Regions from separate parts of the Mus musculus genome. Here region 2 is linked to region 1. Evidence: chromatin loops called from intact Hi-C (ENCODE). Cell type or tissue: gastrocnemius. All regions are shown on one strand.

Region 1 (8,000 bases):
CACTGACTAAACCCTCCACATCTGCAAAGAAAACACACAAGGAAGATGGCCTGACTTGACACGCAGGCCTGTCTGACGAGTATTGCTCTGTTCTATACGACCAGGAAAACTTCCTTCCAGTCAGCGGTCTTAAATAAAGACATAAGGACATTCATGCTGGCCTGGGGCAGTGGCTAAACAGCAGCAATGAAACCAGGATTCCACTCTCCAAGGTGCCGTTCCTTCATAGTAGGTCATCACGAGGAATGGAGAAGGACATGCTAGCTCAGCACTTCTGCGCTGCCAGCTACAATCCGCAATGTTCTGAAGTCTGAAACGTTATAAGTGCTGACTTGAGGAAGAAAATATTTAGATGGAGACGCGGGGCGTAGCTCAGGGCTAAAGTTCTTGCCTCTTTGCACCAGAGCCTGGGTTGAATACCCAGAATGCACATCAGGAAAAGTCAATCCCTCTTTTGCAGAGTTGCACTGCACTGCCTGGCGGTGTTGGCACACACCTCTAATCCCAGCAGGGGCAGGTGACTCTGAGTTCCGGGACAGCATTTGGGAAGTGGACGAAAGGGGTTCAGACCACCTTCAAATACAGAGTAGGTCTGAAGCCAGCTGAACCCAATGTTAATCTAGATCAAGAGCAACAGAAATCAAGCCAACCAGCCAACCAGCCACACACATGGAGGTCATCCTACTGGCGACTCCATTATAGAAATATTTGCTACAAAGGAACAGAAAATAAACCTTTGAGGAGGGCCGCAATATGGTTCAGTGGGTTAAGGTGCTTGTCTCCAATCCTGACCACTTCAGTTCAGTGACCTTTGCCCTCTTCCAGATGTCACACACACACAGGTAAAAACAAAAACTACCGAAGAAAACACAACAAAAAAACAAAACAAAACCCGTGTGGGACACGAGGATGCTCGTGGTGAGACTCAGAAGGCACAGAGCCAAGTGGTCCCTCTGTCCCTTTGTGTGACCCCAGGGAGGTTCAGGTTCTGAGACAGTTTGGTCCGGACTGTACAGCACCTGCCTGTTCAACCGGTTCTCACCTCCACATCAAAGAGTGTTGATCCATAACCAGGCCACTCCTTGATCAGGGCCATATACTTGGCCATGGCTTGTTCCTGGTTCATCCCCTGCAGTTTCTTCCACTTGTCAATGATGCTGGTGCGAGCCGAGCAGACTTCCTCCTTGATCCACATGTCCAGCATCTGCTCCTCCTCCGCCTTCTGCCGAACCACCGACCCGGTCCGGAAGCTCCGCCGCAGCGTGCCCTCCAGGAAGCTGGTCCGTCTCTTCTCGAGGCGCTCGTACGGGGTGAAGGTTTTGGTCGACTGACTAATGCGAGCTCTGAGTCTCTGCACAGAGTAAACCTCCTCGAGGGGTGGGATGGAGGTGTGCGGGGTATAGTCGCCCTGCAGATACTGCAGTCTCAGGGCAGCCAGCACTTGGAGGCTTTCCTCAGGGGCTGGGTGGTGGCCATGGATGACGGCTTCGTGGGCCTAAAGGAGGTGACAGACAGCAAATATGTCAGGAAACCTCTACTCATGCCATGCAGACTGTATCCCAGCCTCCCTTTTAAGCTTAAATTCCTCCCCCGCAAAGCACCCACCTACCCCCACGTTTCCACTTGGATTTCTCCTAGCAAAGCACGGCCTGCCGCTTCCAAGCCAAATTCCTCCCCTTCATGGGTGTCATCCAACCCTGGAGTGGCTTTTACTCCTATGGTCTCTTGGCAGTGATACTTTTTTTAAATTCACTTTACATCCTGATTGCTGTCCCCCTCCCAGTCCCCCCTCTACTCCCCCTCCCCTTCTCCTCTGAGAGAGTGGAGGTGCCCTGCCTGAGTATCCCCTGACTCTGGCACATCAAGTGTCTTGGCAGTGGTGTTCAAACCGAGTGCTCATTCCACAGTGAGTGGTTAGCTTTTCCTTGCTGGTAAGTCTGCTACCGCACCTAATCCTACAGACTTTAGCAGTTTATTTATTTGCTGCAGTAATGGGCTTCTCTCTCTTGTCTCTGACAAAGGAAAAGAATCTGTCTCTTGGAGTTCCTTTTACCTGTTCAAACATAAACGCAAACTCCACGCTGTCTTTTGGCATGCTGTCGGTGTCCAGGAAGCAATAAAGTTTGAAGTAGAATTTCCATGGCGCGTCCCCGGCTTCTGACGTGGCAGCTAGCCTACAGGCAGAAGCCACAAAAGTCTCAGAGCAAAACCAGAAATGGGCCATGGTAACCCACAGAGGGCTGATTTCACACAGCGTACTCTGAAGATGAAGCTGTCCTACCATATGATGGGACAAAGAGGTGACACAAGGGGTCGTCACACAAACAAAATAGCAAGGCAGTCCTTGTCAGATCTCCTGGGTAGTTTAACCAGAGGGAAAGTGCATTGTTCCAGCCAGGTTCCACTTTAGGGTAGATAATAAAGAGAAAGCTTTCAAGCAAAGAGGGCCAACAGGTGGCAGAGAGGAAAAGGTAAATAGATTAACAAGGGTAAAATATAAACTAACGCAAACACACGTGTTCTCCAGGCGTTTTGAAGGGGAGGAACTTACTTTTCAAACTTTGCCAGGACGTCAGCTACGATGGTCCGGCTTTCGATGGCCTTGTCCACCTGTCCGTTGTACTCAAACAAGGCAAACATGTTCCTGCTGTCCTCCATGGCGAGCCCTCGGATCAGCTTCTCCACCACCTGGAAGACACATCAGGGGCTCTCAGCTCAGACGCTGCTGCCGCCATGCGCTTTACATGCATACGACGTCATCTGTCGGAGGGAGAGGCTGGTGTGGCAGGGTCCACACAGCCCTCTGAGACTGCTGCCCCGGAGCCTGAGCATGTACTGGCTTGCTCTTACTGTCTTGATAAATTCAGCTTTGACTTTCTTCTTCCCTCCCCTCCCCGGGGCGTGGGGGGAGGGGCAGGGGAGAGGAGGACCACTAACTTACGGTTTTCTTTTTTTGCAAAGCCTCAGTAGTTGGAAAAATAAATGAAACCCCTAAGTCCCATCTTTTATCCGATATATTGATAAGCCTTGAGAAACAGTGGCGATTTCTAATGATGAGTCACTTCAAAAGGCTCCTAAGGCTTAATTAGCAACGCCACCATCATTCCAAGCTTTTGTTGGGCTTGATTTAAGAGGTCAGGGGAAAATGTGCTCTTCTGATGTGGTATTCTCCACATTCTCATGGCAGGCACAGAGAGACACCTGGTGGCCGAAGAGACTCGACACACCCTTCTCACAGGGTTTCCCCATTGCAGATCTAGACACGTTCAAGATGGGGGAGATTACGTCTGAGGGACACTGGCTTAGGTGGAGCTTTGCATTTGCACGTAACTCAACTTTTACCTCTACTGTGTGTGTGTGTGTGTGTGTGTGTGCGTGCGCTTGGCTGCTGGCTGTACTGACTTCCTTGCTTGTTGAGCGGATACACTGAGCATAAACACACATTCAGGTACCACAGGCGTATGGGCCAGTGTGCAACAAGCACAAGGCGATTGACTGTCGGCATTCCCTACCTCCCCGGCTGTGGTGTGGGAGTTGATGGTGATCTTGCAGGAGCCTCCGCCATGGCAATACACTGTGGACGTCATTTCCTGCCGGTGGATCAGAGCTTCGATTTCATCTCGGGAAGGCACAAACTCTCTGCATTTGGTTTTCTTAAGGGATTCGTAGATAAAGAGGGCGTACTTCTCCATCTCGGTTCCTGGGAACTGTTCCCGTATCCTGGGAGACAAAGGTGACTGTGAACTGGAGATAGACACAGGCTGGCCAGAGGGAGCTGGGATGTGGGGAGGGTTCAGCAGCAGAGGCTGGGAGGCTGCCCCCTTGTGGTGACAGGAGTGAATGGCAGTGTCTTTCTGGTTAGGTCCAGCTTTAGTTCAGACATGGAAAAAGTAAAGAACCTACGTTGCGGGTAGTCCGCTGCCAGTTTTTTTTTTTTTTTATGTGGCACCGCTAATAACCAAAATTATAATGCCTTGGGCCATGGCCTTGAATTCAAAAAGATCTGCCTGCATCTGCCTCCTGCTGGGATTAAATGTGTGCACGCCATGCCTACACCTGGCCTTTCTTTGTTAATGTAGGGGTTCACGATGTACTCTATCTAGGCTGGCCTTGAACTCTCGTTCCTCCTGCCTCAGTGAGGAGATTACCAAAACAAGACACCGTGTCCAGCTTTAAATGTTGTTTGCCACAGTTGAGCAAAATGAGACTTGTTAGCTGCCTTTGCCACACACAGAACAATGAGATTAGACAGACTACTCAGAGATTCACCTACGTAGCCATTTTTTTACCTAAAAGTATTCCATAACCTCACGCTGTCAACCTCAGAATAAAATCTGATAAGAACTAAGTCAGTTCACACACACACACACACACACACACACACACACACAATCAAAGTTGGGGTTTTCTATAGAGAGAGTAATTAAATGTACCCAGCATGAATACATTAGTGGCTTGATTCTTCATTCGGCTTAAAGGGCAAGAGGACATCTAAGTCATACACACTTGCTTGAGGGGCCCTGTGGGTCGGGCTGGAGAGCCCTGTCGCAGCGTTTGATGTCGCAATGGTGGATTATACCTCTGTAAGCTCTGCCCAGCTTCTTTCAAAAGTGCCCCCTGGCCTAGTGCTCTACCTTTTCAGGTGGAACTTGAGGTATTTGAGGATCCCGCGGCTCGGCAGGAAGGTGCAGCTGAGGCAGGTCAGGATCTGCCAGCTGTAAAGGTTGCCCACGCTGCCGGGATGGGGCACCTTGTTGGTCTGTTTGATGAGCTGACAATACAGTTCATCCCGCAGAGGCCGCAGGTCGTGCCCGGTCTGCAGGATGCCCTGGATGATAGGGATGGGGTCGGACATGGACTCCAGTTGTTGGAGAGAATTGAATATCTTGATGGCTTCGTCCTGAAGGGTCGTGTAGCCTTTGTCTTTCAGCACTAGGGAAAGAAAGCCAACCGAAATCACTGGAGGGGCTGGAAGAAGTTATGACAGGCGCAGGAGACTAAAGGAAGGGATGGGGGTGGGGACAAGCAGCCACTTCTAAGGAATGTCCGCGCAGAGGCGAGCGAGCTGCACTGCTCTGTTAAGACAGCTGAGGTTTTAGTACAGAACCTGCTTGATTAAAACCTGAACTATAGTTGGACAGCTCTCTTGCTTAAGACGTGATACTGTCTAGGACCTATGTACCTTGACTAAAAATGACAGGTTACATCTCCTGTCAATCCATTAGAACTTGAGAATACTGTCAGGCAAAACTGCAATGAATCCTCTACAGACCGTAGCCTTGCCTCACGCGTCTCGGATGTGCTGCGTACCTCCCGCAAGCTGCCGCTGCTGACACCATGCTACGAAGCCACTTCATAATGAAGGAATGAACATATAGACAACTCACTGGATGGTGTATTGACAGTTAAAGACAGAAGGGCTGGATAGGCACACCTTCCTACCACAGTCCAACAGGCACTGTATACTCACTCTAAGGATTGCCCTGAATTCATGGAGAAGCACTCTCTAATGTCTCAACCTTCCTAGCCCTAATGCTGCTTCTTTAATACACTTCCTCCTGCTGTGCTGACCCCAACCACACAATTACTTCACGGCTACTTCCTAACTGTAACTTTGCTTCCGCTATGAATTGTTAAGTATCTGATACGCACGATACCCAATACGCGAACCCCCAGCAGGGTCGTGACTCAGGTTGATAAACCGCTGCCTTACATCTGTACTTGAGCATGTTTTACCGTCTCTTTCCTGTCTGGAATGACTTAGAGACTCTCTGAGGTAGCACTGCTTCCACGTTAGAACAAAGTTACGAGGCTCTGAGGATCCTGGGGGCTTTCTGAACTCACGGTTGAGATTTATGTCCCCATAGGGAAGAGGCAGGAGCGGGGAGTGCAGCGGGTGATGCGTGTAGCGAAGGATCGGGTTCCGCTTGTAAATCTGCTCCACCACGTCAGAGTTGAGGCAGTTCTCCTACAAAGCAAAGCAGCCATTGAAAGAAAGCAAGGAGGCGGACTGTGACGAGCACCTACTCTTAGAGAGCGAATCCCACCATGCCTCCACACACAGAACATCTTTCACAAAGTCCAGGAAATCCAGCGGTGACCATTTCCAGCCAAAGAGAATCAATCCAACCTGGATTTAAGCACGGACCCCAGAAGTATGTGACACAGTTCAGTGTCTGTCTCAAGTGTTCCAAGTCTCCTCACGTTATTAAAACCCCCCATCCCTGTAGCTACTCACACGTCTACTGAACAAATTAATCTTCATGATTTGCCATCAATCGTGGGATCTCCAAGTATAGTTCACTTTAAAATACATTTTGATAGACTTTATATTTTGAGTCTTAGGCAGATCTAGGGTAGCCTTAGAACTCATGACAGTCCTGCTCAGTCGGCCAACTGTTGGGATTATAGACATGCAGCGCCATAGACTGGCTTTAATTATTAATTTTTTTGACACTTCTTTTAAAGACTTCCTTTTTAGTTCTGTGTATATGTGTGGTGTCTGTGGAGGCCAGAAGAGAGAGCAGCATAGTATTCTTTGGAACCAGAGCTAGAAGTGGCTAGGAACTCCCTGACATGGGTCTGGGGACTGAACACTGGCTCTCTACAACGGGCGCGAGCACTGTTCTTCAATGCTCGGCCTCATGGCTCTTCTGAACTTGGAAATGACACACCTCACACCCACAGGGACACGTCCCCCTTAGGCCCCTCTGCCGAGAATTTAAGATCTTTGGACAGAATCCTATCCTGTGTTGACGCTCGTCACATGCTACTGGGATGCCACGGAGGCAGCCACATCACTAAACAAACAGCAGGGTTGGGCACAGGCACTGATTCATTCTTCCAGGGAAATGTCATTTCCAGTAGGAAATCTTTCCAACAACACTCGCTGGAGGCTGGCAGAAAAGCGATGGTTTAAATCTTCTAGTTAATTGGGGTAACTTGTCTCATTTCTGAAGACACAGTCTTTTATATTTGGAAAAACTATTTATTCTCTGAATGTCTGAATTTGCAATTAGAGAATAAAAATAGATGGCACAGCTTTGATAAAAATGTGTGGCTTGACATGGAAAAAAAAACCTGCCTCCTCTCTCAAAAGGAAGCTTAGAAAAATATCTTTATTGCTAAAAATGAGATTATTTGTATCTAGGGCCCTGGGTTCCACAGGAAGCTTGGTTGTGTACTGGGGATTAAGAATTTGCTGTAGCTTGGTCTCAAATTTCTAGAAAACATACCACATTGGAAACCCCTGGGTTTGGGTAGGAAATTCCAACCTTGGCTCTATCAGACCACCAGGGGTCTCCAGCTTCACCGGGGTCCACAGCACCATGAGGGAGGTTTGTGGCAGCTGGCGGCTAATCATCGGTGCTTTCAACCAACAAACATTGACTGAACAATTAAACTTACAAGCAGGGAACTGAAATTTTACGAAATCAATGAGATTTGTTGTTTCTGGCGATCTGGAGGTAGCTGTCAGGGATCCCAAGTGTTCTAGCACAATCTGGGCTCTCTGTTTCCTTTCAGGTGGTGGAGACTGAACCATACCCAGGGCCTTGCCCATAACAGCAAGCACTCTACCACTGAGCTATATCCCCAGCGCCCAATCTGGGCTCTTTGTAAATCTACTTCTGGGACCTAAGAACAGAATATTGAGAAGGGAATCACCATGACTTCTGAGAGGTCTCCAACTGGGGCAGAGGTGACTCTGGGATGGTTTAAGCAGTCCCTACCCAGTTCACACACAATCTTCTGTCTATGCATAGTGTGCCAAACTCTAACACCTCTATGGAGATGGAACATCTGTAATGTAAGATTTCACGAAACACCTCACTTAGACTCTGAACTGAAAAATCACCAGGCATTGGTGGAAGCCAGGCAGGAGAAACACTGGCTGGCATCTGTAACAGCAAGGGAAGGGACCACAAGGAACTCCTGGGCTTCTCTTCCCACCTTAATATCTTGGATCAGCTGCTGGGTGGGCGTGTCGATTGGAGCCTTGG
Region 2 (8,000 bases), 160 kb before region 1:
TATCGCTTGAGAATCTTCCCTGAGTGGGATTTTGTCTTAATCACAAAACAAAATAAAATAAAATAAACCAAATAAACAAAAAAAAAATCACACTTATTCCAGTTGCCTGACCACAGTGAATGTTCTTGTCAAAGCTCGTTTGGTTTCTGTGTTGTTATTCCAGGATGGGGGGGCTTGCTGTGTAGCCAAAGCTCATGAGAATTCATGATCCTCCTACCTACCCAAGTGTTGGGATCACTGTGAGTGCCACACTCAGCAAGTGTCCTTACAATAAACCAAAACAGAATCTCAACTACATTTTTAGACTACAAGTGAGACTCAGTTGCCCCTAACCCCTATAAGGACGGTTTACCTCGACTGCCTTTCATTTCAGAACCAGGTCACAGATGATAAACTAAGTTCTTAATAACAACACCCCTTTTCATTTCCTGTTGGTTTTCAATACGGCAAAACCCCATCTCAATTCCTTCTAAGTAGTGGGCTAAGTAAATCTCTATAATATACAAATACTTAAGAGTTTCACATGTGACCATGTCTGAGCCACGTCTAGTATGTTCAATCTAGAGAGTCTTTCCCAGCTAAAACAGGTCACCTCATTTGTTCCCAAGTTACATTGAGTATTTAAAAACTTGCCTTGCCAGGACTCTGCTGTTTAAAAAGAGACATTTCTTGAAGAAACATGCTGAAATTCATCCATGATTCTGCAATGCACTGGCTCAGTCTGGCTCTTTCATCTGGCTTGGAATTGATGACTTCCCAGCTAAAGAGAGAAAAAAATGTAATTGAACATCAGCGACAATAACAATAACACCAACAACAGTGTCCAACCACCAAACAGTCATAGCTTCAGCACATATTCCTTGAAGATTACTGTGGGCCTTATTATGCTCTGAGTTCAGAGAGCTAACCAGCCAGATACCCAACTCAAAACGCTTAGATGCTGACAGAAGCAACTAGTTACAGAAGTAGTTATGTGACTCCAACATGGGAAACATTAGGGAGGCCAGGGCTGGAGCTCTGGGACATAGTTCCTGAAGAACTCATTGTTTTAGCTCAGATCTGGGATGAATTAGTACTTTACCCCAAGGGCTGACTATAGAGCATCACAGGATATAGAGAAGCCCTAGAACAGGGGAATATAGAGAGGCCTAGAATAGGCTCTACCCTGTCCAGCCTTGCAGTGTGGTGCCAGAAACATGAATCAGGAGGAGAACGACAAGTGAAGCTGACAGGAACCAGGAATAGCTCATGTTGGGCCTTGCAGCACTTGTTGAAAACTTAAACCCTAAGAATAAGAAGTCACAGCACATTGAAAGAACCAGGGATATTAGACATAGAATGATTAATAACACCAACAGTATGGTCTCAATATATGCAGTAGCTGGCCAACTCTAGAAAAATGTTAATTCAATGGTGTCTTACTATACCCCTTTTTAATTTTGAAAACAAAATTAGTATGCATGTGGATACATGCTGTGTCACACATGTAAACATGCCACGGAGTATGACCAGAAGTCAGAGGTTAACTCTGCAAAGTGTGTTCTCTCTTCCACCGTTTAGTGCATTCTGAGGATTAGCCTCAGGTTGCCAAGGGTTCTGCATCAAATGTCTTTATTTGCTGAGACACCTCACCAGCCCAGTACTCCCTGTGCTTCTGAAGTATCTTTCCCCAGTAACACACACACACACACACACACACACACACACACACACACACACACGCTACTTTGTTTAGATGCTAGAACTTTGCTCTGAAGGCTACTTTTAGGATTTCTGTCTCAAGGATGACATCATATATTTTATTTAGTAAGTAATGCCCTAACATTGGAAATGTTAATGTTAGTATAATAATCAATTCTCCCTACAAGTTCATGTTAAGGACTTTTTGATGGATGTCAAGTGAACATTATCTGCTAATGTATTCACATTTTCAATAAAATACGATCAATTTTCCCCTTGGTGCCTTTCATTGTGATGAATACATTAATTACTTCTACAGCTTGAATACCAATGCTACTGTTTTCCTATAAATGTCTACAGATTGTATCATTTGCTGGGAAGAAAATACTCAATTTGTAACTGATTTTCCCTGATGTTTCTCCACCTTGAGAAATATCTCAGGTAATGTTTTTAAAACGACACATCCCATTATTTGCAGCTTTGATATTGGCAAAGCAAATAATTCTCACTGACAACTGAATTGTTATAATTCTGAACAGAAATACAGTGTATGCAGATTGAAATTAGTGTCTAAACAAATGATTTTGGAAAATGTAATGAATGTTGAAGACAAGAACAAATGTTTTCCGATTGTGCCAAATAGAGATAGGACTTGAATATAAAATATGAATTTGGAGATTAAGAAAGGGTATCCCTTCACATTTATGGACCATGGACTCAAAAGAATTGATCACTGCAATATAATTGTTGAAAATGCTATAGTGAGGAGCTGGAGAGATGGCTTAGCAGTGAGAAGCACGTGTCCCTCTTTCAGAGGACTCAGGTTTGGTTCCCAGCACAGCAGCTCATAACTATCTTTAGTTCCAGTTCCAGGGACCAACGACTTCTTTTAACCTCCACATGTATGCATGTGTGCAGTCCACAGATATACATACAGGCAAAACACCCATACACATAAAGATAAAATTTTTAGAAACAAATGAAACAGTGATTGTTATAGGAATATGCATCTCTATAGTCTTCAAGTGAGTCAACCATTAATTTATGTCACCATATTTTTATGGGTAACAGAATTCTACAATTTGGAGTGAGGTCAGACCTAATGTCAGTTTTTCCCATTCCTTCATGTTGTAGATGGAGAACATTTAAACACACCCAAGTTGTCTCACCTACTTAGGGACAGAGTCAAGACCTAAGAACAAGATTCATGCCTTCCAATTCCATTGAACTTAAACAATGTAACCTTCAAACAACAAATAAATTCACTGCTACCCTTTAAAAAGAAAACACGTTATTATTGAGAATAGGGAACATTCCTTGTTTCTCTTCTTCCTAGAATGAAGAAAAAAAGAACTGCGATTGACCAACACCAGTGTGGGTTCATTCAAGCCCAAGCCTTTCCAGGAAAGCAGAGCATGTCATGTGCAGAATCCAAATACTCAGCGGAAACTAAGACCCATGCGTAGTTCTGGGGGTTAGGACAAGTGACGTCTGCACGCCACTTGTTGCTCCATCACAAAACTCTAGGTTTCCCTAGAAAGCCTGGGAAACATAATAGCAGAGTAGTAATCTCTGTGAATCCTGGACAAAGTCTGGGAGATGTCTTTTCCCTCTGGCTGTCTTATCATCCTTGCAGTAGCTGATACGCACAGCAAGGCCCCACCATCATACAGGGAAGTGAAATACACTTTAGCCTTCAAAACAGTTCTAGATTTTACCAAGTTCTTAACCAAACACCACACACCATCTATGATGAAAGTTCCTCTAAGGGAGAAAATTTAGTTACCACCAGTGTAATTGTTAATATTTCTTCCTTGCTTTCAGACAGGACATGCAAACTCCAGGTTCAAAACAAAGTAGTGTCATGACTCCCTCCCAACTTGGTGTTTCTTAACAGTGAGCCAGTGGTACACTGTGGCCACTAGAGAAGGTCCACCGAAGCATCACCATTGGATCCTACCAGCTTCAGTTTCTTGGGGCCCTCATGCCTTTAGTCCTAGGAGTTTATGTCACTGCACAGGTCCCAGTCCCCTTGTAGCCAGTCTAGCTTTCAGAGAGGCTTGGCTCCAGAATCTGCAAATCTTCCTCTCTCTCAGGATAGATAGATAGATAGATAGATAGATAGATAGATAGACAGACAGACAGCTAGATCAATCTCAATGCCATTTACTTAAGTTTTCTTTAGTCTTTTTAGCAAGGTATTGATCAACCTTTAGCCCCAAACTCCTTTGTCAACAGCTGAAGAATTTATGGACTGTAAACATAATATGATGGCTCCTGGGACAAGCAGCCCCTTTATCAACAGGAAGGAGCTTTGAATTGAATTTTAGGCCAATATCCTTGCTTTTCTGTCTCCCTGTCCTGGTAAACTGTAACTAGTCATGTGCATGCTGTACGGAAGTCCACCCTTTGGAGTTTTTCATTGGTGGTGTCTGGCTCCCAGGCTACTGAAATGGGCCTGGACCTCACTTGAGAAGATCCTGGTGGAACAGTTTAGGGGAAGCTCAGAAACTTGCAAGAATAAGTGATCCAGGCACTCTGCACCATGTGTTTCTTACCCTAAGAGTCACTGTAAGCAAAATATGTGGAAGTACTATTTTAAAAAATAGACAGAGATATTTGCCAGGGCAAGATGGTATGTCAGGGGCTAGATTTACTCATTAGGCAAGAGAGAGAGAGACAGAGAGAGAGAGAGAGAGAACGCACCAAGACTCTTACAATTGCCTAGCTCACTGCCTTTACAATTTCCAGAAGCCAGAGCAGAGAGGAGCCACCCAGGTGGGATCTGTCATCTCCCTGAGCTGACCCAAGAGTGAGGAGTCCCAGGCCCGAGAGTAGATGAATAGAGAGAGTGCACTTAGTAGGTCCGCAGGGGAATCCCCTGACATTTTCAGCAGAGGATTGATAGGTGTGCCTGCATGAGAAACTCAGACAGCAGGAAAGGGCTGTAATGAACGCATAGAAAGAGCAGTGTCTGTGCGAAGAAGCCTCCATGTCCTCAACTCAACTAGAAAAACCTCAATATCCACAGTCATTGATAGAGCACCCAGTGGGGTCTTGGCTCAACAGCCAAGAAAATGAATCATCTCTGAACTAAGCTCTGCCCTGGTCCTGAGGGCAACTTTTACAACCAGGCTCCCAAAGGGCCTCCCAGATTCAGTTGTTCAGTAGATTTCAAAAAGTCAAATAGGTCTGAATCGAATTTTTTAAAAAACGAAAACTTTTGTGCGTGTCTTTGCGTTATTTTGTACTTCTTTTCCTTTAAGATGATAGTTATCAGGGCTGGAGAGATAGCTCGCCAGTTAAAAGCATGCACTGCGCTTCCCTAGACCAAAGCTTAGCTTCAAGAATGGCCCCCTCATGCAGCTCACACAGGCCTGAAATTCCAGAGCCAGAGGGGATCCAACACCTCTAGCCTCTTTGGATAACTACAGTCATGTACACAGACTCACACAAAACATATAATCTTTAAAAATATAAAGTTATCCAAAGCAAGGTTTGAGGGGGTGTGTTTGTTTGTTGCTGGTTTGTTTGTTTGTTTGTTTGTTTGGTTTCTGAATCAAGATGCCATGTAGTCCAAGATGGCCTTGAACTTGCTATGTAGCTAAGGCTAGCCTACTACTCTTGATTCTCAGACTTCTACTTGCAGAGTGCTGGAATTATAGCATGTGCTATCATGCCCAGTAAAAAGTGCTGGCTGCAGTCTAACATTTAACCTGATGGAATTCTCGTGCGCTGTCTGTGGCTTCACAGTGTAGGACACAGTATTCTCCATTAGGGGGTTCTCTAAGATCAGGAAACATGAGAGTCAACGCTCTTTAAAAATAAACTGTCGGAGCTAGAGAAAGTAGCCAAGGAGCTAAAGGGATCTGCAACCCTATAGGTGGAACAACATTATGAACTAACCAGTACCCCGGAGCTCTTGACTCTAGCTGCATATATATCAAAAGATGGCCTAGTCGGCCATCTCTGGAAAGAGAGACCCATTGGACAGGCAAACTTTATATGCCCCAGTACAGGGGAACGCCAGGGCCAAAAAGGGGGAGTGGGTGGGCAGGGGAGTGGGGGTGGGTGGATATGGGGGACTTTTGGTATAGCATTGGAAATGTAAATGAGCTAAATACCTAATAAAAATGGAAAAAAAAAATAAACTGTCTATCTGAAAGCGGGGAGATGTGCTAGCTAGGGTTTGACCAACAACACGAATACCGAAACAAGTGAGTCTTAGTGTCATTTTCAAAAAGTAAGATCTCTTGTGGGCACTTCGCTTCTCATAGTCCACTGAGTCTACAGCAAGTGTGCTTACTGTTACTGTTCCTAACTCCAGAGACTTCAAGTGAGGAGGCATAGCCCTCAACCAGCGAGATGACACATGACCACGTAGTGCCTGAGAACACACCCATGCCCACATGGCACATGTATACACACACACACACACACAGAGAGACAGAGAGACAGAGAGAGAGAGGGAGAGAGACTTCACACATGAAAGTGACATGTTAGAAATAGCTTTTAATCTCAAGCTACTAGAGAAAAATTAATTTGTAAACTAAGGGGGTTGGATAAGAGAGACAAACTTGTTAAATACAAAATGTTTTCATTGCTGTGGACAGGGTAGGATAAACTTGTTGCTGTGTGGCTATAGACTGTCCCAAAGTGCAAAGTCTATTTAAAAGTGAAGACTATTTTTCAAAACAAAACATTTTTAATATTTTCACATATTTTTAACTTGTTAAAGGAGATAATTACCAAAGAGATGGGAAAGAGAGGGACAGGAAAAACCAAGTGTGTGTGTGTGTGTGTGTGTGTGTGTGTGTGTGTGTGCTGTATGTTATGTGTGTTGGGGGAGGGACTAGAATATAAATGAATCTTGAAGGTCCAGTTTGAATTCTTAGTACTGCTAAAACCAAGAAGCAATGTACACAGCAAGGCCATCTACAGACTAAGGCCAATTTCCTTTTCATAAAGCTGTTTTTCAGTTTTATTTCTGCCATTTGTAACAAAATAAAGAACTAACACATTTTAAGCTAAAATAACTGAAAACTATACATTTTAAATTATGAGGCAGACAATTATTAAAAATAATTGTAGAATAAGATTACACAGATTAGCAAGACTTTTTATTTAGGTAACTTTTTTTTTAAGTTGAAAAGAGCCAGGGAGATTGAATAATGATTCAGATAAACAGAGAAACCCATTTCAAGTCCAGAGTGTCATGAGCAGACAACACCTTCCAGGGGACAGGGACTCTTCCGACACTTAGAAACTCAATAACCTCATTTTAGTGATCATGTCTGATTTATTATATTCCAGGTTACTGCCGAGGAAGTTGAAGTCTAGATTCTTTATCTGTGTGGCTCAAGGTCACATGGAACAGGAGTGACCGGCACAGGAAGTACACGGTCCACACTGGAACATACAGATCACTTCAGAGACGAATGGCAGAGGGCATCCATCCCTAACTACGACGAAATGAGTCAAAATAGAGACAGGTAAAGAGCAGCCCTGGTTCTAGGCCAAACTTGGGCCTCTTCTCTCTTTCAAGCACAGTAGCAGTTTCTATGCAGTTCCCAGTAGCCATCCTACAGTCTGGGGCCAGCTGCTCAGACTAAATTATATCCTTCTGTATAATGACGGACGGCCCTGACTGCGGTCTGCTAAGGGCTTCATCGGCAAGCACTGTCTCAGATCATCACTACGTGATCCTTGTTCTCTCAACAAGTCACCACAGCACCCTGCGAGTCAGGACTGGTGTGCCAGTCTCCATTTTACCCCCAGAGAAAATGGGGCTCAGGAGATCTGTTACTGGAAGCCATGCTTTTTCTATTGTCTTCATGCAGAAATTCCACTGTGATGGTTTATGATCCTTGTAATGCTCACTCCCCATTGGATTTTAAATCACATTAAAAATGTTGTGGACTCTCTTCTGAGCTCTCTGAGACAAGCAGAAAGGCCTGGGGACAGAGCTCGCTTGTTCCAGTGCTTGCCTCACACACACTTCTCTGGTAACTTTGTAGATTTTCCATAGTCATGTGTGAATTCGTGATCCAATAATCACATTCAAACATACTTAGAAGATTCCTGGCAGAGCACTATGGGAGACTGTTTCACAGTGTGATTTTATTAGAGATAGGAAGTATACATAAATCGAAGCTAAACAGTATTTTTCAGAAAGTTAGCCATGTCATCGTCCAATGTAACAAGCTTTTAAAAAAAGATTTGTAATAACTTGTCACCTAGCAACTGTGACAAACAGCTGGTGCAGCCCTCACACCTATAAATACGTTTTGGCCTAGAGACCTTTCATTCTCAGCGAGTGA

Evidence for each region. Peaks named below come from ENCODE experiments on the same cell type or tissue, not always from the same donor. Only the 100,000 strongest peaks of a DNase experiment are listed, where the experiment ranks them.
Region 2: it touches region 1 in a loop (8-fold over the local background); 33 of 42 quality-filtered maps call a loop at or near these places.

What each region holds. Positions count from the first base shown.
Region 1 is chr15:25,801,231-25,809,230 of GRCm38, reverse strand. Myo10 (myosin X) reads right to left here. Exons shown (of 41, transcript NM_019472.2): 33 at 7,951-8,000; 34 at 5,845-5,968; 35 at 4,635-4,932; 36 at 3,513-3,720; 37 at 2,552-2,688; 38 at 2,054-2,174; 39 at 1,043-1,495. Among named protein-coding and RNA genes, the nearest start is that of Retreg1, 38 kb to the left of the region's middle. In gastrocnemius, CTCF peaks have their summits at 3,209 (motif pointing left) and 3,825 (motif pointing left); DNase peaks (open chromatin) are centred at 2,825, 3,516, 3,815, 4,672 and 1 more place; H3K27ac peaks cover 720 bases.
Region 2 is chr15:25,956,984-25,964,983 of GRCm38, reverse strand. Retreg1 (reticulophagy regulator 1) reads right to left here. Exons shown (of 9, transcript NM_001034851.2): 4 at 634-760. Among named protein-coding and RNA genes, the nearest start is that of Mir7212, 13 kb to the right of the region's middle. In gastrocnemius, a CTCF peak has its summit at 5,445; no DNase peak of the experiment used is centred here; H3K4me3 peaks cover 893 bases; H3K27ac peaks cover 7,391 bases.